Linked DNA regions of Homo sapiens: all the other regions are linked to region 1. A link is a loop called in an ENCODE intact Hi-C map of the cell type or tissue named here. Cell type or tissue: IMR-90. All regions are shown on one strand.

The links. Hi-C counts contacts between places; a loop is a spot of excess contacts. Peaks named below come from ENCODE experiments on the same cell type or tissue, not always from the same donor. Only the 100,000 strongest peaks of a DNase experiment are listed, where the experiment ranks them.
Region 2: it touches region 1 in a loop (4-fold over the local background); 16 of 110 quality-filtered maps call a loop at or near these places.
Region 3: it touches region 1 in a loop (2.1-fold over the local background); 8 of 110 quality-filtered maps call a loop at or near these places.

The regions. Positions count from the first base shown.
Region 1 is chr3:71,649,580-71,657,579 of GRCh38, forward strand. No RefSeq gene overlaps it. Among named protein-coding and RNA genes, the nearest start is that of FOXP1-DT, 69 kb to the left of the region's middle. In IMR-90, a CTCF peak has its summit at 3,437 (motif pointing left); a DNase peak (open chromatin) is centred at 3,402; H3K27me3 peaks cover 559 bases.
Region 2 is chr3:70,722,432-70,730,431 of GRCh38, forward strand. No RefSeq gene overlaps it. Among named protein-coding and RNA genes, the nearest start is that of MDFIC2, 410 kb to the left of the region's middle. In IMR-90, no CTCF peak of the experiment used is centred here; a DNase peak (open chromatin) is centred at 4,770; H3K27ac peaks cover 540 bases.
Region 3 is chr3:71,052,099-71,060,098 of GRCh38, forward strand. FOXP1 (forkhead box P1) reads right to left here. Exons shown (of 21, transcript NM_001349338.3): 8 at 1,538-1,675; 9 at 439-528. Among named protein-coding and RNA genes, the nearest start is that of FOXP1-AS1, 230 kb to the right of the region's middle. In IMR-90, no CTCF peak of the experiment used is centred here; DNase peaks (open chromatin) are centred at 3,723 and 4,433; H3K27ac peaks cover 846 bases.

The DNA of each region.
Region 1 (8,000 bases):
AGCAGGAGGCAAATGAGAGTGGGGAGGGGAAACATGGAGGGACCCCAGCACATGCGGGGGCATGGACACCAGGAAGGAGAGCGTTTCAAAAGCTCCAAATGATGTAGGTTAGTTCATGAAGAAGAACCCGGAAAGGGTACATAGCATTTGTTAGTTAGGGGATTGGTTTATTCTGTTGAGTCAAATTAAAAGTGAATAAGGAGAGGGATCAATATCCGGAGGCATGATCAGTTGTGGCTCTTCAGAAAGATGGGCAGGTGAAAGAAAGGAGAAGACAGGGGGACAGCATGAAGGCTTCCTGGGACTGGAGACTTCAACAGCTAAGAAGCGGAATAACAAGACTAGCACAAAGTCTAGCTGGGGCAGGGTGCTTTCACCATACCTAGTGCACAGTTCAAACACCTGGCCATAGGTGTCAGGATCGTGCGGGGGCGGGGACATCAAAGCCACAGTGGAAATGACAGAACCAGGGACAAACCGCTTAGAGGCTGGTGAGGAAGATAAGGTATATATACTACATATGGGGTATTTTCATTATATGTTTTTCTTTTATACACACACACACACACACACACACACAGTTTTGAGTGACTAGTGAAAAGGTCACAAATTATATGTTTCACGTGGAATTTTTAAAACATTGAATTAGTTGCTAACATTTATTTGTATTTATTTATTTGAGATGGGGTCTCACTCTGTTGCCCAGGCTGGAGTACAGTGGCATGATCTCAGCTCACTGCAATCTCTGCCTCTCAAGCAATCCTCTCCAGAGTGGCTGGAACCACAGGCAGGCACCACCATGCCCAGCTAAGTTTTTTGTATTTTTGGTAGAGACGGGGTTTCACCATGTTGCCCAGGCTGGTCTTGAACTCCTGAGCTCAGGCAATCTGCCTGCCTCAGCCTCCCAACGTGCTGGGATTACAAGCGTGAGCCATGGCACCTGGCCTAGTTGCTAACATTTAAAAATTGAGAATACTTCCTGTAAAAGACATTTTTTTTCTGACTTATCTTGATAAATGAAATGACCTGGGTACTTTCCTGCTTGGCAGCCCTCGTCAGGAGCTGCTGGTGGTGGCACCTGCCTTGGATGGTGCAGGTGCTCTCCTGTGCCCTGGTCCTCACCAGTCCCTATTGTCTACCCCAGCCCACTCCATTCACTTTATCTCCTCGGCCCCTTTTAACACATGACTTTGCAACCCGTGGGCTGGAAGTTCTAGGCAGTGTGAAGAAAAAAGTCAAATGCTAATGAGCCATGGAAGGGGTTACGATTAGACTCAAGTTTAGAGCCAAATCTCAAAGGCTATTTTCAGTAATCCATAGATTTTGAATGTAACTTCTGTATTGCATTTCTTCTAAAATATAAACCTATGTATACAATATAAATACAGATTCACAGTCCCTTATTCACAATTTTGAAATTCACAGGTTCTAAGGCACAAAGTTTTATTTTTAAAAACTAACTCAACGTTGGCAAGACCTGAGCTGATGTGGGGCTCTTTATAGAGTCTAGTTAGCCCACTTAGTGTGAATGTTCACACATTTTGCTGCAGAAATATTAACGCATAGGCTATGGGGTACATAATATACAGTCTATGCACCATAGTACCTTTATAAAATTCTAAATTCTGGCCCCAAAGGTAAAAGTCTGGGACTCTTAAACAGCAACTTTCACATACTTATAAACGAAGGTATCACTTTCGCCATTTGAGAGGGGGAAAAAGTACCCTGTTGGGAAACAAGGAGAAGTCTAAAACAGTATTTTCTAAAGAACATCTATGAAGACAATAAGCAATATTTGGTGGGGGGAGTAATTCAGTATTCTCAAACCAGTAGCTGCAGGAACAAAGCAGGCATGTGATTTCACTATTTTTATTTTTATTTTTTTTTTGCCAACAGAAAGCAGAGAACACAAGTTTATTAGGAAGCAAGTCACTTCTCTTTTCCCCGTCCCCAGACAAACCTCCTCTTAATGTTCCTTACATACCAAGAAAAAGACATCTCTACACCACAGTGATCTCACAAGGGGAGGTGAGAAGCTGCAACCATCCTCAAGTCTACTTGCTACAGTAAGACTGGTCATTAGAGACTCTGGCTTGTGGCTTGCCGAAAACACTAGCCAAGCCTGCAAATTGAGGCTTAACCCACTCCGGAGATAACCTGCCTTTTTTTGTGTCAAATAGAAGTCAGGCTCTGCAGGCTTCCAAGATCATATTACCCTTGCATGGGCATTCCAGACTACCACACCTCCAGGCCCATTTCTGATTGGACTTTGACCAGTATTCTCAGTTGCCTGATGTTCTATTTTCTTCATTAGGGTGGTGGGGAGAAACATCATCCCGAAAAGGAGGCTGATGTTACCGCAGAAAGGCAGGCTCCCCAACGTCCTCCTCTTAGTCAAGGGTAGTCATTCTGTTCGCAGGGATGCTAAGCATTTCAGAAAACCATCTCATGGATGTGCCAGCAGCATCCTGTACCTCTCCCCTGAGTGTATGCTACTGAACAGGGCCTGGATACCTGCTTGCTAAGCAGAGAAAAGCACGTACCTGGTTCTATGCCAAGCCCAAGAGAGAACCCACTTGGTATGACAATAGCCTAAGATCTCCAAGAAACTGTGATATTTAAAAAAGCTTTTCTATAAAGCCAGAGAATATGCTGGCGAGTTAGCTGTTTTCAACTGCACCTGAAGCTATGGAGCCACTAGAAAGGAATTTGGATGAAGTTTTCCTCCCTTCTTTCCTCTTTAATCTCTAAGGAATTGCTACTAAACCAAGGCCACACTGGCAGAGGCAGCGCCAACTGAGCCTTTCTCAAAGACAGTGTAGAAAAAAAAATGCCCTGCTGCCTCAATATCCTAGAATACGCTTCATTCCCCAATGCCCATCTGTAAAAGGCAATGCTCACTTTATGACAAACAAGGGGATAAATGTGCTGGCACTGAAATTCAGACTCCACAGCCAGGCCCTGTGGGGTTGGCCACTTTAATGAGAATATCTACAACCCCCTCCTGTAATAATGGGAAAGCAGGGAAGGAGAGGAGAATGGTTCTACAAGGTTTTCATTTTGTCTGTAGTTATTTTACACCTGAAACAGAATCAAGAGTGGAAAACACCTTTCCATGTTTTGCACTTGCGGTTTTGGTCTGATCTCTCTTTCTCTTAATATGTTTTTAAATCTTTTCTTTCAGGTTAGATTTGAGTTTGTTTTCTCTGAAAATGCAAAAGGGCCTGTCCACATTGAACTCCTGGATCACCTCTCACCGATGAAAGTTCAATGCGAATGTAACGTGCTCGTAACACGTTTCCTAGTGAATGTATCTCTCTGCGAATCATTCGTGTGTGCTCAGCCTGCAAGCCTGGCAACCCACTGGCAACGTACCGAATCTGTTCAGTCCTTATACTGGATAGCTGACTCTTTCCATAATTTATGTTACAGTGCCATCTGATGGTAGTTTATGACCACCATTTTTAAAAAGCTGGGCTGTCTCTTCTGCCTTTTAAAGAAATATATGGGTTTAAAAATCGTCTTTAATTAATCACAGCAGATAATGTGTCAGTGTGGTGGTCTGTAAACAAGAAAGCTGTTTCCACGTGAGGTCTGCTAAAGATGAGACACTACAGAGAGGATTTTGAGCAGCCACACACACCTTAAAGACAACTGATTAATTTTTTTAAAGACATTCATGTTCTCGTTCAGTGACTATTACTGCATAATCCGACATTTCAGAAGCAGTGTTCTTTGTGAATGCCATGACATATTTGGGAAGAATATCAGAGGGAAAGTCTGTTCTAAGTAAATGATGTGTGGTCCAGAATTTTCGGCTCTGCATTCTCATTGTGCATCATTTATTTCTCCCTCTTCATTTCCAAAAAAACCCACAAAACTCTCTGGGCCCATACCGGCATGACACAAGGAAACCCAACCCCACTTTTAAGCCCAATCATTTGCAAATGTATTTCAGTCCTAGGTTTAATTCTAGGAGAAGATTCCTTGGAGAAGCCTCATTCCGGAAGTCTGCCTGCCAATTTTTGGAGGCTTTAAGGCTTGTTTCCTCTCTCTCCTCCAGGTTTCTTTCCACCCACAAAGTTAACGTGCATCGTGAATGGGCCTGAATATAATTCCTCCAACAGAACTTGCCAGTTCTGTGGCTGCACTGCCAGTCACTCTCAGGAACGCGCAAAGAAAAAGATGATTTCAAGTCCAGGTTTGTTTGGGGGGTTCTGGGTAAATAAAATGAGTTTATGAGATAGGGATCTGGGAAGACCTGGGGTGTCAGGGAGGGTTTTTTTTTTTTTTTAACTAAAGTAAATGCTCTAGCCTCCTCTTCAACGATGAAACAGTCTGATAGCTAGCAAAGTGATTGACTTCTAACTCCTACACTCAAAAGTCTTCAGTTCACATTCCATCCCCTTTTCCAGATTACCCCATTTAATGTCTCATCACTCCTATAGGATCAAGATGAAAAGTTTGAGCTGAGGGAGCAAGCAGGGAAGACACCCCTTTCCTCTTCATAAAGAAGACACAGAACACACAGTGATTCATTAGGAAGGAAGAGAAATTAATATGCATTTAACCAGATGCAAAATAGGAACTTGGGAACAAAGGCAGTTTAAAAAAAGGCACTCGAATGTCAGAGATTTCTCAGGTTCTTCCTGCCCTGTCACAATCAACATGCCTTCCTTTCTAACTGCTCCCTTTTCAGTAATTGTAGGGATCACAATTTCAAATTAAACATTCCTAATAAGTCACGGTGGGTTTTGCTTACTTGGTTTTGCTTCTTTTATTCTCTCCTGTACTCCCCCCGCCCCCCGCCCCTTTGTTTTGCTTATAAACTTACCTTTGCTGACCCTTCTCTCCTGTTTTGGGGGGCTGTTCTTGCTTCCTTCCCTGCACTTAAAATGTTCTTGTCTCTTCAACTGTCATCCCCAAATCAGCACGAGCATGTCTGGTGCTCACATTTCCCCCATCTTTGGTTGAGTGTGTGTTTTTGTGTGTCTGTTATTGTTTCCCTCCCCACCCCCCTTTAATTAGAAGAACACTATCAGAGACTCCAACACATTCAGCTGGGTCTGAACTGACTGTACCCATTAGGAATTCTTAAAGTGCAGATCGACTCTCCAAAATGACTTTTTACAGATGCAAAACTGACTTCATGGGTTGCCTCACCCCCACTCCATCTCCCGACGTGTATGGTTTTTCATCGCTGTTCCAATTTAAATTTCTCAGTCTACCACTCAAAAGAGATGATTTTTTTCTAATATCCATCCTGCAAACTCCATCTGGGATCCCCCAAACAAGCTGTGTTCTTCTGTTTCTCTCACAGGCAGGAATTATAAAAAGTCTGCAATAAGAGCAGGAAGGAGGTCAGACCTTCTTGGTCCTGAACCACAAGCGTTTTAATGCCTGGAAACACACAGGGTAATTGAACAGGGAAGATAAAATAAATGTCCACTTAGAGGCGATTGCCCCACCCTATCCATCCAGCCTGCGGATCCGGTGCACATCACCTTGGGAAAGCCCAAGTTACAGTCCACAAAAAACCAGAAGCAAGGAGCATCTACTATAATCACAATTATCCTACGATCTTCATGCCTCGCAGGATTACTATCCTTCCAAGCTTTGGGCCTAGTGTCTTGTGTGAACAGAGAACCAGATGGGAGTTTTGGGGGCTAAAATGGATCCACCAATTATTTATAGATTCGGACTAAAAATCATGTGAACCGCCTTCTGTGGAGTTCCATCTTCCGAGAACAGACTTGAAATAGACATAGTTGTGGAAAGTCTCGGAATCATTTAGAATAATCCTGAACATGGTATTGCAAGTAGGGAATGGTAGAGTGAAGTCTAAAGAATGTTAAAAGCCCCTTCAAAAAGAAGGGCAGAGTTTTAGAACAATCTTTCGGAGAGCTCTAGAATCAGACCACGTGGTTCAATTTTATATCCTGTTGGTCTTAGTAGCATTGACCCTAGACATTTTTTTTTTTTCCTGCTGAAAAAACCTTTAAAGTTTGACATGACTGCTTTGCATAGCTAAGTGTGACCAGCTTTGGAGAAGAAGAAAATTGTTCTTACTGCCTTGCATACGATAGACAATCAACATTTATTGAAAGGATGAAAATAAAAACAGACCTTTTATCATGCAAAGTATATGACTACGTATAGTATGATAAAGTTTCCTTAAGCTCTGTATTTTATTTTTTTAACTTTTACATATATATATATATATATATATATATATATATTTTTTTTTTTTTTTTTTTTTTTTTTTTTTTTTTCTGAAGCAGTGGGAGTGGGGAGGCAACATTTCTTAAATAATTCCTTTGTGCTAGCTACCATACTAAATACCTTTTTTTTTTTTTTGAGACAGGGTCTAGATCTGCTGCCCAGGATGGAGTGCAGTAGCATGATCACAGCTCACTGCAGCCGCAGCCTCAACCTTCCAGGCTCAAGCGATCCTCCCAGCTCAGCCCCCCAAGCACCTGGGATAACAGGCACGCGCCAGCAAGCCCGACTAATTTTTGTATTTTTAGTAGAGACCGGGTTTCACCATATTGCCCAGGCTGGTCTCAAACTCCTTGGCCTCCCAAAGTGCTGGGATTACAGGTGTGAGCCACGGTACCCGGCCTAAATATTTTAACCTATGTTGCTTCATTTCAACCTCACAACAACCAAAAATCTTTTACATTTTACTGTGGAATAATCACCTGGTTATTATTATTATTATTATTATTATTATTATTATTATTATTATTATTATTTTTTAGACAGAGTCTTCCTCAGTTGCCCAGGCTGGAGTGCAGTGGCGCGATCTCCGCTCACTGCAAGCTCCGCCTCCCGAGTTCACGCCATTCTCCTGCCTCAGCCTCCTGAGTAGCTGGGACTACAGGCGCCCGCCACCACGCCCGGCTAATTTTTTTCTTGTATTTTTAGTAGAGACGGGGTTTCACTGTGTTAGCCAGGATGGTCTCCATCTCCTGACCTCATGATCCACCCACTTCGGCCTCCCAAAGTGCTGGGATTACAGGCGTGAGCCACCGCGCCCGGCCAATCACCTGGTTATTATTGGTTGAGAAAGGTTACCAGCTTGTCCAGGGTCACCCAGCCAACTAGAGCCCAAGCCCCAGCTACCCCTTAGATGCTGCTGGGTCCACTGTGATTCCGATTAAGAAATGCTGCCTTCCTTGTTACTCATTTATCTCAATACCAAGATGGAGGGAATGTTTTGAGAATGGCTGAGGCCATGAGCATTTTTCAGGGATGGTTACATTTTCGTAGCCAAAATACCATTTAAAGGAATCAGAAAAAAAGCTTTGCCTTCACATTTTTAAAAATTTCTTTTCTTTTTCTTTTTCTTTTTTGAGACAGAGTCTTGCTCTGTCACCCAGGCTGGAGTGCAGTGGTGTAATCTCAGCTCACTGTAGCCTCGACCTCCTGGGCTCAGGTGATCCACCCACCTCAGCCTCGTGGGTAGCTGGGACTACTCAGCTATAGGCGCACACCATCACACTTGGCTAATTTTTATATTTTTTATAGAGACAAGGTCTCACCATGTTGCCTAAGCTGTTCTTGAACTCCCGGGCTCAAGCCATCCTCCCACCTTGGCCTCCCAAAGTGCTGGGATTACAGGTATGAGCAACTGCACCCAGCCTTAAATTTCTTAAATAACTCTCTTCAGTCTCCTGGAAAGCATGGCCAAGGGTCAGATGCTTAGTTCCAAGCTGCTCTCCACAGGCTCTCCTGTTAACGGACTCATTTGGTCTACACGCTACCTAAAATGCTTAAAAGGAAAATTTAGAAATGAACTTAATATTTGGTGACATCCATACATGAGTTATAATGCTAATTCTAAAATAAGCTATTTATACTGATTTACTTTTCACTGATATCCATTTAAATATACATAATATCCCTAAACATACAGGAAATTAATAACTTTAATTAGCATGTATTCTCTACTTGGAAAAAATCTTCATTCATTTTGCCACTCTATTGAGCTTGCTTGG
Region 2 (8,000 bases), 930 kb before region 1:
AAAGGGTTCAAATCCATTTCTGGAAATATAGTCCTTGGATATAAAACCACCAGTAGGCAAGTCCACATATACAAAGCATATTATAAGATTGTTCATAGGAATAAAATCTAGAACCAGTGACTGGCTAATGATATGTATGGTACATCTACACCATGTAATATGTCCATTAAAAAGAACAGATTAGTGCTCTTCCAGTTTACTTGAGAGGATTTCCAAGAGTGTTATGGAGCAAAAACAGTAAGATGCAAACAAAGGTTTGCCAAATGGTCACATTTTAATAAAGCAAACAATATATACATGATGTGTGTGTGTATGCTTATATGAGCATTGAGGAAAGTAAAGTGGAATGCATAGAAGAGTGTTAAACTTATAGCATGCAGGAGACAAAAGTTTTAAGTGCACCAAAAATATATGCACACCTGTATATAAGACACGTCCCATTTAAACTATAATACATATATAGTGTATATATGTCTTATATATAAGTATGTAGAAATTAAAGAATTGTTTGAATGTATTAACTTATTGGAAGTTAATGGAGTATATAATAAATGGAGTATATAATGGAGTATATAATAAAGCAAATTTCAAGCAACTTGGTTAGCATCATGCCATGTTGTTTAAAAGCAAATGAACAGATAAAACCTGTGTGTGTATGTGTGTGTATATATATGTATATATGTGTGTGTGTGTATATATATACACACATACACACAAACGTGCGCGCACACACACACACACACACACACACACACATATATATATATATATATATATATATATAAATAAAACAGGACAGCAAATTTTGGCCAGTAGGCCACATTCCAGCTGGCTACCTATTCTTGTAAAGTTTTATGGGAACACAATCACATCTATTTTTGTGCTGTCTACCACTGTTTTCTTCCTATAAGGGCAGGGTTGAGCAGTTTCTACAAAGACCATATTACCAGCACAGACTAAAATATTTACTATGTAGCCCTTTACAGAAAGTTTGTCAGCCCCTAGCATACATGATTGTATATTCACATAAGCAAACAGAAAGGTGAGGGTGCACACCAGACTGTTACTATTGGCTATGTCAGGAATCAGGATTGGATGGGCATAAGGAATAATAATTAGCTTTTGTCACGATTGTTACTACATGCATGTATTATTTTCATAATTTGGTATCCAGTAAAGAGTACTAAAAGTTTAACAATTTCAAAAAGAACAATCACCTTAGAAAACATATAATTTGGGATGGGAGGATTGGGATTATTCATTCATAAACAAATATTTGAGTGAGTCCATGTGTTAAGTATTAGAGACATATATAAGCAGGAGAGTAGGAACTTACAGGCTCTGCAAGAAGCCAATGTAATCAGTGTTTTTAAAAAATGCCATAATGAAGATAAATGTGCTGAGGAGCAAACTAGTTCATTGAGAGATTTGGGAAATGCTTCACATAGCAGGTAACATTTGAGTTATATCTCAAAAGGTAAATCAGTGTTTCTTAGGTACAGAAAGGAATTGTCCAGGCAGAACTGAACAGAGAATAGAATGGGTCAATCAAAGACATGAATGAGAGCTCATAATTCACAGAGCAAGAAAAAGCTAAAGCATAGCTCAAAAACAAAGTTGCAGGGCTTATAGGAAGATGGTGGAGGAGGTTTGGGAGTCAAAGATAGGTTTTAAACTATAGGTTGTCCTTACCTTTTGGAAGGTAATGTAGGTTGTCTTGGACTTTGTTGTATCAACAATAGAGAGTCACTTCAGGTTTTTAAAGAAGTTATTATCTTGAGAAAACCTCCAAACTGTTCTCCATAGTGGCTGTGCTAATTTACATTCCCACCAACAGTGTGCAAGTGTTCTCCTTTCTCTGCATCCTCGCCAGCATTTGTTATTGCCCGTCTTTTGGAGATAAGCCATTTTAACTGGAGTGAGATGATAGCTCATTGTAGTTTTGATTTACAGTTCTCTGATCAGTGATGTTGAGCACTTTTTCATGTACCCATTTGCCATTTGTATGTCTTATTTTGAGAAATGCCTATTCCAATGTTTTGCCCATTTTTTTAATCAGATGATTGGATTTTTTTCCTATAGAATAGTGTGAGCTCTTTATCTATTCTGGTTATTAATCACTTGTCAGATGGGTAATTTGCAAATGTTTTCTCCCATTCTGTGGCTTGTCTCTTCACTTTGTTGACTATATCCTTTACTGCACAGAAGCTTTTGAACTTGATGTGATCCCATTTCTTCATTTTTGCTTTGGTTGCTTGTGCTTGTGGGGTATTGCTCAAGAAATGTTTGCCCAGACCAATGTCCTGGAGATTCTCCTCAGTGTTCTCTTGTAGTAGTTTCATAGTTTGAGGTCTTAGAGTTAAGTCTTTAATCCATTTTGATTTGATTTCTGTATATGGTGAGAGATACAGGTCTTGTTTCACTCTAATGCATGTGGATACTCAGTTTTCCCAGCACCATTTATTGAAGAGACTGTCTTTTCCTCAGTGTGTGTCTTCGACACCTTTGTCAAAAAATAAGTTCACTATAGGTGTGTGGGTTTGGTTTTGGGTTCTCTGTTCTGTTCCATTGGCTTACCATATGAGCCAGCAATCCCAGTGCTGGGTATATACCCAAAGTAAGGAAATCAGTATATTGAAGAGATATCTGCATTCCTTTTTTGCTGTTGTTGTTCCTTTTTTGTTGCAGCACTGTTTACAATAGCTAAGATTTGGAAGCAACCTAAGTGTCTATCAACAGATGAATGGATAAGGAAAATGTGGTACATACATACAATGGAGTACTATTCAGCCATAAAAAAGAATGAGATCAGTCATTTGTAACAATATAAATGGAACTGGAGATCATTACATTAAGTTAAATAAGCCAGGCACAGAAAGGCAAACATCATATGTTCTCACTTATCTGTGGGATCTAAAAATCAAAACAATTTGAACTCAGAGTAAAAGGATGGTTACCAGAGGTTGAGAAGGGTAGTGGGAGGCTGGGGACAAGGTGGGGATGGTTAATGGGTACCAAATAAATAGAATGAATAAGACCTAGTTTCTGATAGCACAATAGGGTGACTATAGTCAATAATAACTTAATTGTACTTTTAAAAATAGAGTGTAATTGTATTGTTTGTGATGCAAAGGATAAATGCTTGAGGGGATGGATAGCCCATTCTCCATGACATGCTTATTTCACGTTGCATGCCTTATCAAAACATCATATATTTATGGGGTACATGGTATGTTTTGATAAAGGCATGCAATGTGATATATATATACATGTACTATGTATCCACAAAAATTTTATAAAATAAAAAAGCTGATAGGTACAAAAATGATTATCTTGAGATTTGTGTTTCAGAAAGGTATCTCTCTCATCAAAGAGAAGATTTAGAGAGCAGGAGATGGTTACATTAACAGAACAAGCTACATGTAACTTTCTCAGGTTGACAAGGCATTTTAATAAACAATGAGGAAAATAGTAACAGCTAGTATTTATTGATTATTATGTATCAGGCACTCTTCTAAAGCACTCCGCATATGTTAATTCCTTATGTCCTCATATTGGTTACTTCCTCACATTTTACAGATGAGAAAACTGAGAAACTGAGACATTAAGTGACTTGCCCAAAGTCACAGAGTTATTAAATGGCACAGCTAGGATTTGAACCTGGACAGTTTGGCACCCGTCTATACTTCCAACTATTCCAGTATTCCATTTGAGGCAAGTTAACTTTCATTAATCTCCTGCCACATGCCAGGCAGTCTTACATGCTAGGGCCTCAGGCCTTGCTCTGTGAGAGTTTTCTCATAGTTTAATGCCTGGGCTAGCAAATGGATTGATTGGAAGTGGCTGACTGGTATGTTGAGTTGAGAGACTTTGACTCAGAGTTGGGTGATCCTTTAGATACGTGTGCCATGACTGAGGGAGGGAGGTAGTATAAGACTTGCTGACTTCCTAATGGCTTAGGTGGATACCGTGACTGACACAGAAAACAAAATAGGCAGAGATGGTCTTGTTCAGAATGGTTGCCCAGGGGAGTTTGGGTGGCATGTCTATATGTCCTTGTGGAGTTTTATTAGACTCTGCCCCTCCCCATAGTGCTCCCACCTACTGAACTCATCCAATTGTCCTGGTGGTTCGTGAGGTCAATTCCCCCAGACTCTAGGTCATCACTTAGCAATGCAGACTCCAGGATTTATTATTGCTGTCTCCTAGCAAATACATGAAATTCACTTTAGTTCAAACCACCCAAGCATGACAACTCCAATAATGATGTTTTAATAGTGTCTACTGTGTAAAAGTTTCTTGAAATCTGATATCTGACATGAGCTAATATAAGCAATATCACAGCCCCCCATTTTTTTTAATAAAACAGTTCCTTAAATGAGGAACTCAGTTGTACTGTACTGATAAAACCTAATGATTTCTAAAATGACGTTTTACTCCAATATTTATAATTTCATTGTTAACCAAGATTGTATTGTGGTATTTCAGAATATAAGCAATAATGTTCCTCAGCCTAAGTACGTTGAATTCACCTCAGAAAATTTAGGTAACTAATTATCTGAAACTACTGAGGCGGTGACTGTTTGCTTCCTGTATGATTACACTATAATGTGAGGTTTTTCTGTAATGGAACAAAAACAATCCAAATTCTTTGCTCAGTATGCTAACTGGCTACTCTAAAAATTGCTGTTAGGTTACTTGCAAATTTTTGTATAATGAGTATTCAGGTTCAGCTTAACAAGGTTGACATTGTTTGGGGGTAACAGATGTGTGCTTACATAGTTTTAAATGAAACCAAGCCCCAAAGAGGCTCAATAAACAAATGACAATGTTTGGAAAAGAAAGAAGCTTGTTTCCTTTGATAGGGTGCAGGGAATTTAACCAACCTGTGTTTATAATTACTGTCTGGTTTAGTTAGTGCGAAAGAATCTACTTGCTACTCACTTATAAATAAACAAAATAGACCTACTTTCCTATTTTGCAGCCGGCCTTTTGGAGTTTATTTTTCTTTTTCTTTCTCTTTTTTATTGACTACAGACCACTTACTTTATGTCCAAATTATGTTGTTCCATTTTAAACATTCTTCTGGTTTTAGAGTCTCCCCTTCTTTAATTCTTGGCCTGACTTATAAAGATGACACCTTCTCCCATATTTCAAGTCTTCCCTGCTCTCACAGCAAATCTGTAAATTACTAAACTGTAGTCAGTCGTCCACATTTGGATGTTTGGTTGAATACCAAAGGTGATTTTTTTTTTTTGGCAAGCTTATATAGAAAACAAGTTGCTACTACCCAGTTAATTGTAAAGCAACATCAAATGAACACTGTCAGTTTCGGGCCGTGGGAGAACATTGTGTAGAATATGAAGTCAATTGTTTGAACCTTCTGAACAGGCACATATTTTTGAGAAATTAAATCTCACCTTTTAAATACACAAAGGCATGCTGTCTACTTTTGAGAAGAATTGTAGAAATCCATTAATTGTTTTGAAATATTCCCTTGGAGATCTTGCTATCAGTAAATTTACTGCTTGCTTTATGTCTATTGTTAGTTAATTGGAGCAGGTATATTGATTTAAACTTTGGGTTGGCTTCACAAACTATTTCTTTTATTTTTCCCTTAACTTAAGAATTAATTGTGCTAACATAAAGATAGGTCATAAGGAAAAAGATATTGCATTTTCATTTCCATGTAGTTGTATTTTTAAAAAATCTACTTAACCAAATGCTTTCTCAAAATTCTCCTGCTCCTTGAAATTAACATTGGACTATTTGTTATTGAAATCACTCTTCGGTGTTAAGACAGATTTTTACTAGTATGTGGATTTACCTTTTATGAAGATTGCATTAATCCATCACGAAAATTTTAAAACTCAATAAATTCATTTTACCATAAAAGATGTATAAAGCCATAAGCCTTTTCCAGATGTGGATGTGGATATAAGTTAAAAAAAAACTCGTCTGTTCTGAGAGAGGAAAAACTGTTGACATTTCTTTGAAGTGTAATCTCTTTTGTTTATTTGGTTTTTAATAGCTTCCAGCAGTTAGCCACATATTTTTTAAGTGATGTTGCTCACATACTCTTTTTTTTTATTTTTAGTTGTGAGTGGCATTAACTTGCTGCCCTAAATTTAGAAGCATAACCTGTAAAGAAAGAAGACCATCCCTGAGATGTGTAAGTGAGTAATTGCCAAAAAGTGCAAGTCCCCATTGTGCTCAGCAACTGTTCTAAAATGGAAACTATGGGGAGCAGAGGTCAGTGAGTCAATTTGCTATTGTACTAGTCTTTAATATTTATTTATAAAGGACAATCTTTAGATGTTGCAGATTTTAATAGTAAAAACATTTTATTCTTTCTCTATGCCAGTTATCTGACCATTCAATGTAAACCAAAGATAAAGAATTTTTCAGCCTAACCATTGTGCATGTCACCTGTGTTCCATGGCATAACATGTGCATGTATGCACGTGGGGATGCACAAATATCCTGTAAATGAGAGGGGAAATTTACAGTGATAAAAAAAATCATTAAAATTGAGTGGCTGAAAAGCCTGACACTGAAAAATGGAAACTATTTGGAAAGTAAGTGAAAACTCAAAAAAAAAATATGTACAAGCTTTTGACATTTCATAATGATTTATATAACAGGCTGCATGAGAATTAATTTGATATCAGATATAATGCTAGCCATAACCAACTGCACAAAGCAGAGTGCATTCAAGGTTGAGAACGTTTTTATATATATAAATTAAGTTTGAAAACCATTTCTCATTCTGTCCAATCAATGTTTTTTAAATATTACTTATATTAATGGGATTCTCCAAAGTTTAATATGGTGGCTTTCGTATGTGCAAGTGGACTCGTGTAGGCATGTGGTTCATTCCCATCTGCAACAATTCTAATGTGCATTTTTATGTATGCTATATTTAAATGCTGTGTTTCTTTGGTTGAGATTGATTTTTTAACTGAGCTGAAAAATAGTCCTAAAATTTTAATACAATTCTACCAAACTGATACTATTGTTGTTAGAATAAATGAAAGAAGTGTGTCCTATAATTTTGAAGGAAATCCTGAGCAAAATCAACTTGTTCTATGTTTTTAATGCAGTTCTAAGCAATGTGCTGTACCCACTAGTAATAAAATTATTTTAAGGGATGCTCCTTGACCAGCAACTCAAGCTACATATTAAGATTTGCTCTGTTTTTCATGTGTTTTCCATCAGGGAAGTCTGTGGTTACCTTCCTGATTCTGCTGGACTGGAAAAACATAGCTAATATGGTGTGATCTGGAGAAAGCTTTGATGCAGGGACTTTGCAAATAAACCTCCAGATGCCATATGGTTTACATTCATCTCTCAATTTATTTCCTATAAATGTCTATTGAATATTCCATTGAACCAACACATGTGAAACAAGAGCTGAAAGAGAACAGTATATAGAATACTTTGTGGCAGCAAGTGATTATCATATTTCTTTCCCAATATTGCTACCAGCCTTAAATGCATGGCAAATTAGTCAAATGCCGAAGTTCTCAGACTTAAGGCAAAAATCAAGAGAAAATGTTTAAGTTATCAAAACAAACAGTCCCGTTTTTATGTTTGGGGTAAAGTATCATGCTTTGGAGCAGGATTTATTTGTGGCAGTACTGAGTCATGTGTTTAAGTTGCTGCCACTTAAAAAATAAAGTTCACGATGCCTAGGGAGGCAGAGAGAAATGCTATTAAGATGCTGCAAAGGAAAAATAATGCTCAGGGAAGAGTTTTACATGAATCTGTTTGTGGATTGGCAGGTTTTATATCATCCTCTTTGGTTCCATTCTGTTCTGGAATCCAGGCACCACCACACCATGATTCTGTATCAAGGAGACAGGCCAGAGTAATTCTTCTAAGAATTGTGTTTTCTTAATGCCTCCCTCAGCTCTCCATTCTCCTTCCTGTTAAGGCCAGTGTTTCCAAAGACTGTTTTCTTGAGGAAGACTGTTTCCTTGAGTAACTAGAGAAGATTG
Region 3 (8,000 bases), 600 kb before region 1:
TCCAACCTCACAAGGGGTTATTCTTCCAATGGAAAAGGCCATCACCACACACCCAAGCTCTGTGAGCTGGGGAAAAAAAAAAAAAATTAAGTGTGCATCCAAGTAAAATTTTCCTGAAAGCACTTCACTTCTCCCAGCTCCATCCTGGCCCTCAGTTGTTACCAGGTTGCAAAAAGTAACCTGAAGACTCTGTCAACGATGCCTCTCCTGCTCCTCACACAGGTACACGTGCAGTGGTGTTATAAAATATGTGGCAGCAAGCAAATGGAACCCAGAAAAATCTGAGTGAAAACAGGACAATAATTCTCAGTCTGAAAGCTGAGAACCGATAGAGTCAGCTCAGTTGTGCAATCATTTAAAAGATGAATGACAGTTTAATAGCCACTAGATAGTCCTCTGGGATCTGTGGTTTGAAAGTAAAATATGTATTGTCGGTACCTCTTTAGGCTGTTTTCCAGCATGTTGTTGTTGTAAAAGTTGAAGCTGCAACTGTTCCTGTTGTTTTTTATAAAACTCTTGAAGCTGCTGCTACAAAGGAAAGAGAGGACGGTAAGTAACAGAGGGTAGCGCCAATCCACTGTCCCTTTTGGTGCCATACACAAACTGTGATTTGAAAAATAGCATCCTTTTATCTGTAATGGCCTGACCTTTAGTTTGAAACTCGACAATAAATTCAGCGCACACTGACTATTCTTGGCATTATTGTTTGAAAAGTAATCTCCAAAATGAACTGATGAAAAACATACCATTTTCTACACAAACTAATTAAAATAAGGCAAAGAATGACCTTTGATTGTACAACAAAGCTGAAATGCCCTTGCTGAGAGAGTCTGGTGAATCTCTTCTGCATGCTTTCTAAATGACAGGGCTGGGCACTATGCAGTGTTATTCAGTGTGTGCATGGACAGCCTGGGAGCTTCCGCTGCATCCTGTCCCCACCACCCCAGGCCAGTGACTCCCAACGCTGTAGTTCCGAATCTCATCTATTTGGTTCAGGTGGCTGTGAAGTCTGAATATTAGGTCCCCATAGTGCAATGACAACCAGAAGTTCATTTCAGCAACATCGTATGTGGAAGAAGTAAAATCAACTCTGGACCTTAAAATTAGCAAATTCTAGAATGCTTCTTTATGTTTAAAGAAAAAAAATCTGTAAGCTTCTGAGTCGAAATGGGGACATCAAGAGCTGTCATATTTAAACCACTCCCAACGTGCTCCTCATTTTGCTTTGATTCACACCATTTAGGAGCCATGTAAACCTAAAAGATCTTACTGCTACCAAGTCCAATTACAGCCCTGATCTCAGTCCATCGGGTACTCTCCAGGCCCAAACACTAGTCACCATGGCAGGGCTCCTCTCTTTTGGGCATGCAAAAGCACATCGATTATTCAGGGAGTGGTCTGTGTCCTGCCCCACCCACGCTGCTTTACTCTTCACTGAGCAAAGGAGCTGCTCTGGTGGAGGGGAGATTGCGAATGGAGTGATGGGGGCCCCTGGGTTCTGGGGGAGACAGGCTGGAGGTGGAGGAAGGACAATTACCTGTTGAAGCATGAGGGCCTGCTGCTGCTGGAGGAGAACCTGGAGCTGCTGAGGGCTCAGCACTTGTTGCTGGAGGATCTGCTGCATTTGCTGGGGAGTGATAACTTGAGGTGTCATCATAGCCACTGACACGGGAACCTAGAATGTTAATGAAGGATAAATAGGAAGCCAGGAAATCAGAAGCACGCAGCCTCCCAGGTTCAGCAGCTGACTGCCATCAGCCTGCTTAAAGAGTTGACCAATTTCCCATGCAACATGTATTTATCCAGAGGGGATGCAGCAACAGATCCTATTTAATCTATCATGGAGTTTATTTTAAAGAAAGAAAAGTAAAATCTTGCAGTACTGATGGGGGTTCCAGGCAGCCTTGCAAGCACACAAAAAGGACAAACTTAATAAATGCTAACTGGAGTTAAGATACGACAGTTCTCAATTGCTTATTGAGAGTGAGTTTTTGGTCAAAACCATCTGTGGGAAGTTAACCCAGACTTGAATTTTGTTTGAGAGAAGACAAATGGTAACCAGCACCTTTGCAGGTGGAGCCCATATGAGCACACTTGCTCTGTGGACAGTGATTTTAAGAACAACCAATCAATGCTTATACTTGCTGGGAAGGGAACCTTGGACACACCTTCCGAACTTAAACACAGACCCTTCGCATGATGCCTTTTACTCTTCCTTATTCACCCAGCACACAGATGTCTCAATTCTTTCATATTATGTGCAATACCATTAAAACCCGCTTTCCATGACATTTCAGTGACAAACAGCTACAGTGATGAACTTGATAGCATTTCATATTTGCAACTGTTAACACGTTTCTGCACGGGCATCTTTGCAAGGAACCTGCACACTGTATCTGAAAGGATGATGTCTTGTTCAGATAAAACACTGACATTAAAATGACAGGCTGTCTTGGCCAAGGTTACACAAATTGTATTCAAGCGGATACCTAATGACAATGCTATGAATTCTGCAAGCTTTCTAGAATGTAATTTAGCTATTCAAAATAATCACTGCACTTGTGTTTAATTTGCAGACTACATGAGACCCATTTTGTCAGTCCCCGTAATGCAAGAAGACTATTTCATGAAAAATCACCCCCCGCCCCAAATAAAAAGATAAGGAAAGAAAAAACAATGAAAGAAAAGACAAAACCTGTATGTCTTCTAACCGTAATATTTAAGCATCTTACTTTTCTTTGGTTTCTAATCAAACATGTGACAGCAAGAAGCTAGAAGCAGTAAAGGATATACTTTGTTAAAAAGGATATGCTGTCATCTCATGTATTACAATAAAAGGTAATAACATGTTTTGCACTTTGCCTGTGTGCTACTTAAAAAAAAAAATCCGGCAGACAATAGCTGATCAGAAGATAAAAGAATTAAAAAATCTTTCAGGGGAGCAGTAAGCAAAAGGCAGAAATGCAGTATTAATTTTATGTAACATAATGTCTTAATATGCAGTTTATCCTGACTTTTTCACATGATTTGTCCTGTCATTTGCATAGCGAGCTCTCATTCCTAATTTCACAGTCATTATGCACTGATGTCCCGATTTCTCAGCATCACTAATTTTGATGAACTAAAAATGGTTCCTGAAGGTCAGATTCATGCACAGCGAATGTTCTCCACTGTTGTTGTGGGCTTGTTTCATGTGTGGGGATGTTGATGTGCCAGTGTCGTGTGTTTGGAAAACACTAGTTAGAACATTCGAAAAATTTCATTAACCCAGCTCTGGAAGGTCATCCATGAATTCTTCCTATTCCAGTGGCCTTTTAAGTGTAGATGTAGATACACTGTAATTTAAAACAGATGGGCATGTCTGAATATTTTCATATGCAAAATGGGACAGATGTATATGAATGGATAAATTACCCTTTTAAAAAGATAATTTGTAGCACGAAATATCACCAACGATTGGAACAGTGAACTCGCATTCAGTTTAGGGCAAACACCAGGAAGACATTATCAAAACATCTAACCATCTACAAATTAATTCCAGTTAGTCTACTTTGTCTTCATACAGAAGAAACTTTTCGGATTTTTAAGTATCTTTTGGGTGCCAATCGGTATCCTTTGAGCTGCTAAAGCCAGCGTATCACAATAGAAGTTTACTTTTCCTTGAGAGTTGCATCATCATACGGGGAGGTTTGATTAAGCAAACAAAAGAACCATGTTTAAGGTTTCTTTTTTCCTCTGCGTTTCTTGGATGATGTACAATATAAATATTCTTGAGCCAAATTCTGATGGTGATGAACAGGAAAACAGACAGGAATAGGGTGGTGTAAAATCTAAACTGGTGATGAACATGAACTTAACAGAGTTAGAGCAGAAATCATGATAGAAATAACCTCCTGGTCATCGTTTTTAAAAGAGCTATAGAAACCTTATACTAGAAAGGGGCACAGGTGAACTTTTGGGGGCGATGGAAATGTCCATATCTCGAGTGAGGTGGTGCTCACACACGTGTATACAATCGTCAAAACTCTTCCAACTAGACACTGAAAATCAGTATATTTGAGCGCACGTAAATCATCCCTCAATAAAACTGATTTTAAAAGTTACATATGTCTCCTAAAATACTTTTTCCCCTTAACTCAGGTAAAACTAGAAGCATCTTCTTAAAGGAGAAACAACATTGTCCCTTAACTGTCAATAATAAAAGGGGGAATCATGGAAAGGACTGACATATACCTGTACAGACAATTTTTAAAGGCTGACATCAAACCAGTGGCTTAAATCTCCTTTTCCCATAATCATTTATTCATTTTTTTGCAGTTACGGAACAGGATAATGAACTTGAGTCTCCCCTTCTTTTTCCTTTTGGACATTTTGATGGAGGTGCTGATGAGTAATAATATGCTTTACAGCAGCAGGCACTGCCAAAGGAGGGAAGGAAGCAAGAGGCCTGAGTAATCCTCCAAACGGGCTGATCACTTCTGAATAATCAGAAGTGGGCTATTATATCCTGATGGCCTTAACTTCGCTTTTACTATCTGAAACCACGTTTTCATGCCAGTTAGCTCTGGGCCTCCAAAGTGGGCTCCAGCTTCATTTACAAATGTTATAAAACCAAGATTTCCCCAACGTTTCTGTTCTAACATATCATGAAAAGAGGTTATGGAAAAGCTTTAACAAACATATTCAAATAGACCAGAAACTATGGTGGGGTAGAAAAGAAATTAAAAAAAAAAAATCTGAGCAGTTTTTAAGGCTTTAAATAGTTAAGAATTATAGCCTATATATCCACTCCCTTAATTCCCAACGTCCAACTTTTTCATGTAGCTAGTCCCTACTAACACTAGGAATCAAAGGGCATGCAGTACCAGCGAGAGGCTATTACAGCCCACACTTTATTGCCCATTACTACTGAGGTCATTAGCGGCAAGAGTGATTGTAGCAGTCTTAACCTATTGATCACTGTAACTACTATCATTTAATCCTGTGTTGAATGTCTGGAAAGCGGCTAAAGGCACACAAGAGAGAGTGCTTTAGCACTGAGAAATATGGCCAAAGCTTCAAAATTACACTTTGATTCATAAAATCTAGCCAGTGGTTTAAATCAATAGTATTTAAAACAGTCATGTGAGTTTTTAACTACAGCTCTCTAATATTTATGGGCCCCTCTTTAAAAGTATTCAGTAAAAACGAAACTTTTTTTTTTTTTTTTTTTTTTTTTTTTTTTTTTTTCAGATTTCATGCCTTCTACCTTAACCTCCTTGAGATAACAACATTCATTTCTGATGTTTTCTGTGCTACAGGGTTCATGCCTTAACTGGGAGTTCAAGCTAATTCTTGATTTCTTTCTCAAAAGACGATTTAAATATAAGGCAAAAAAAAAAAAAAAATTTCCGATACTGTAACTACCTTAACTGTTTGAGTATATAGAAATGAGTATGTTTTATGAGTTAACAATGAATCATAGAAGGCAATTTATGAAGAACTAGAATGATTCTGTCTAGCTGCCTTCAGGGATCAGAAATTCAAATTAAACTTCTGGCAGACATTTAAAGAATGCTAGCATACAAAACTGAATTTAAAAAAACGCACACAGTTAACACTCCTCAGTGGAGTTTCAAGAGGAAATCATGAATTAAAAAAACACACGGCATGATACACTGTTGACTGATACCAACTGGGTGTGGTCGATCCCAGGTGCACCCAAACCTGCGGGAATGGCAGAAATACAGCTGTGCTTGGGCCATCACAGCTCTGCTAGTATGGGCCTGCTGCTACCTTAATACCAGCAACTGGGAAAACGGTGTTAGCACTAACAACTGCTGCTAAAAGCCCATACACACTGCTGTGTAAATTCTGCCTGATACGGTTTTTTCTTCAAAATGACTCTCTATCATCTGAATGCTGAAAGACTATTAAAATAATATGCCATATTATTTCCTTTAACGCCCAATGGGGAAACGTAGATGATGGGAAGGGAAAAATCTAAAAAGCAAACAAACAAATAAAAACACTCAGAGAAACAATACTTATTTCTAATCTAGGAGACAATTGAAGGAATTGGGTGGGAGGGGAGAAGACACAATATAAATACTGAAAATAACATGTTATCATTTTCTTCTCTCTTCAGTTTACACTCCAGTCAACTACAAGTAAATACTACCTAGTACACATACACATAAATTTTGCACGTTGGGTATCATCTCATAATTACTGTGTATACAAATAATAAAAAGAGAAGATAAAAAATGCTAAACACTGTTTCATTTTTATTAATTTGGTTAATAATTTAGAAACTCTTTTTACCCTCTGATCATTCACCACATGTATGTCCCAGGAAATTCACTTCCGTTCTAGCCTTCAGGCTGTATTTGGGTGATAACTGACCAGGTTTGGCAGTGTCACCTGGTTAATCAAATAGCAGGAGCAAAACAAATTAAATTAGAAGGCTCCAGAATGTCACAACAAAACCAAACAGAGAAAATAGCTCCATTAAAAGAGAGAGAGGAGAAAAAAAAAAAAAAACTATGCCAAGTTTTTTATGACCATATACAAGCTAGCCTGTATAGAAGAAAATTAAACATCATCACCTCTGGCCCCCTGTGGAAAACAAGTTTTCATAATTAACAAGTCAATGGATACAACAGATGTATTGGCAAACAGAAAAGTTAGAAAGCTTCTATTTCTCCATGGTATTAAAAAAACAAAACAAAATGAACCAACCAGGTACCATGCAAGTAACTATCATACAGGAAAGAAAACACACTTCTGATATAATATTTCGGTCTTAAAAAAATAAAAAAAAAAAAGCATGCTATTTATGTGGAAAGTAAAATTCTGTTTCATTATGGAATTCTGCTTTTTGTATAACTCCTTTAGGCTTAGCTATTTTGCCACAATACTGTACAAAGCACTAAGGCAGGTAATGGTTATTATATTAATGCAAAATCATCTAGGTAGTCAGTCATTAGCATAACAGTTCTCTCAGTAACAATACAACCAACTATTAAAAATTTTTTTTCAAAAGACCTCTTTAAAATGCAATTAGCATTTCATTTTTTATCATTTTGTTTATTACATTCTATCAAGAAAGGCTATCTTTCTTTCACAAAAAAATTGTAAGGCCAAGGCTCGCCTGCCAATCAGGAGTTATTTCAGGTTATCAACCCTAATAAGCAATCTCCAGCAATGCTCTCCGAGCTCTTCTTTTTGTCTTTAAATTCTAAAAAGTGGCATAAATGCATATTTGTTTACAGCAGAGGTATTAGTGGAACATCAACTGCTCTCCTCTAACATTTCCCAGGCACACAAGGTTACTCCACTAAGTGCCAGTATAATTGTTTTAGCTCTAATAAATATCAGCTTCATTTGCATAAAAATGTAAAGTTTACATAAATTAAATCGCTTCTCCCATTAGCAATTGTTAAATACAGGAAACAATGGAAGCTACACATGAAAATAATCACTCAATAAGCACTGATTCTTTCAACCTAGCAACTATTATTATTATTTAAATCAAGAAAATGCCTTCTCTTTCCTACTTCAACCACTTTCTCCTGTAGCTGGGATGGAAAACAATTTAGGGCATGTGAATTAAACATGCTAATGGCATTTTATATTAACAACAACAACAAAAATCATGTTTAAGTGCTGCAAATGGGAGGAGGGGAGGACTATTCCAAGAAGGTACCCCAGAAAAGATTCTATCCACAGATCTTTAGTTCTTAAAGGGAAAAGGAAGAGGCCTTGGCTAAATAAGTTCTCTTAAATTGAAGTATTACTCAAAAATAATGAAAGAGACAGCAACTGTTTCCATCCTACCTGAGACACATACATGATTAAAATAAATAAAAGATAACTTGTGGATACAGTTTTAGATCAACAGTTACTGTTAAATGAAGAAAAACATAATGTCTATCTTCTGTCTAAAGAAGATTTTTCTAACACTAAGAATTAAATTTGTAGCTCTGCTTTCTCATGATTTAATCAGCATAGAAAATTTC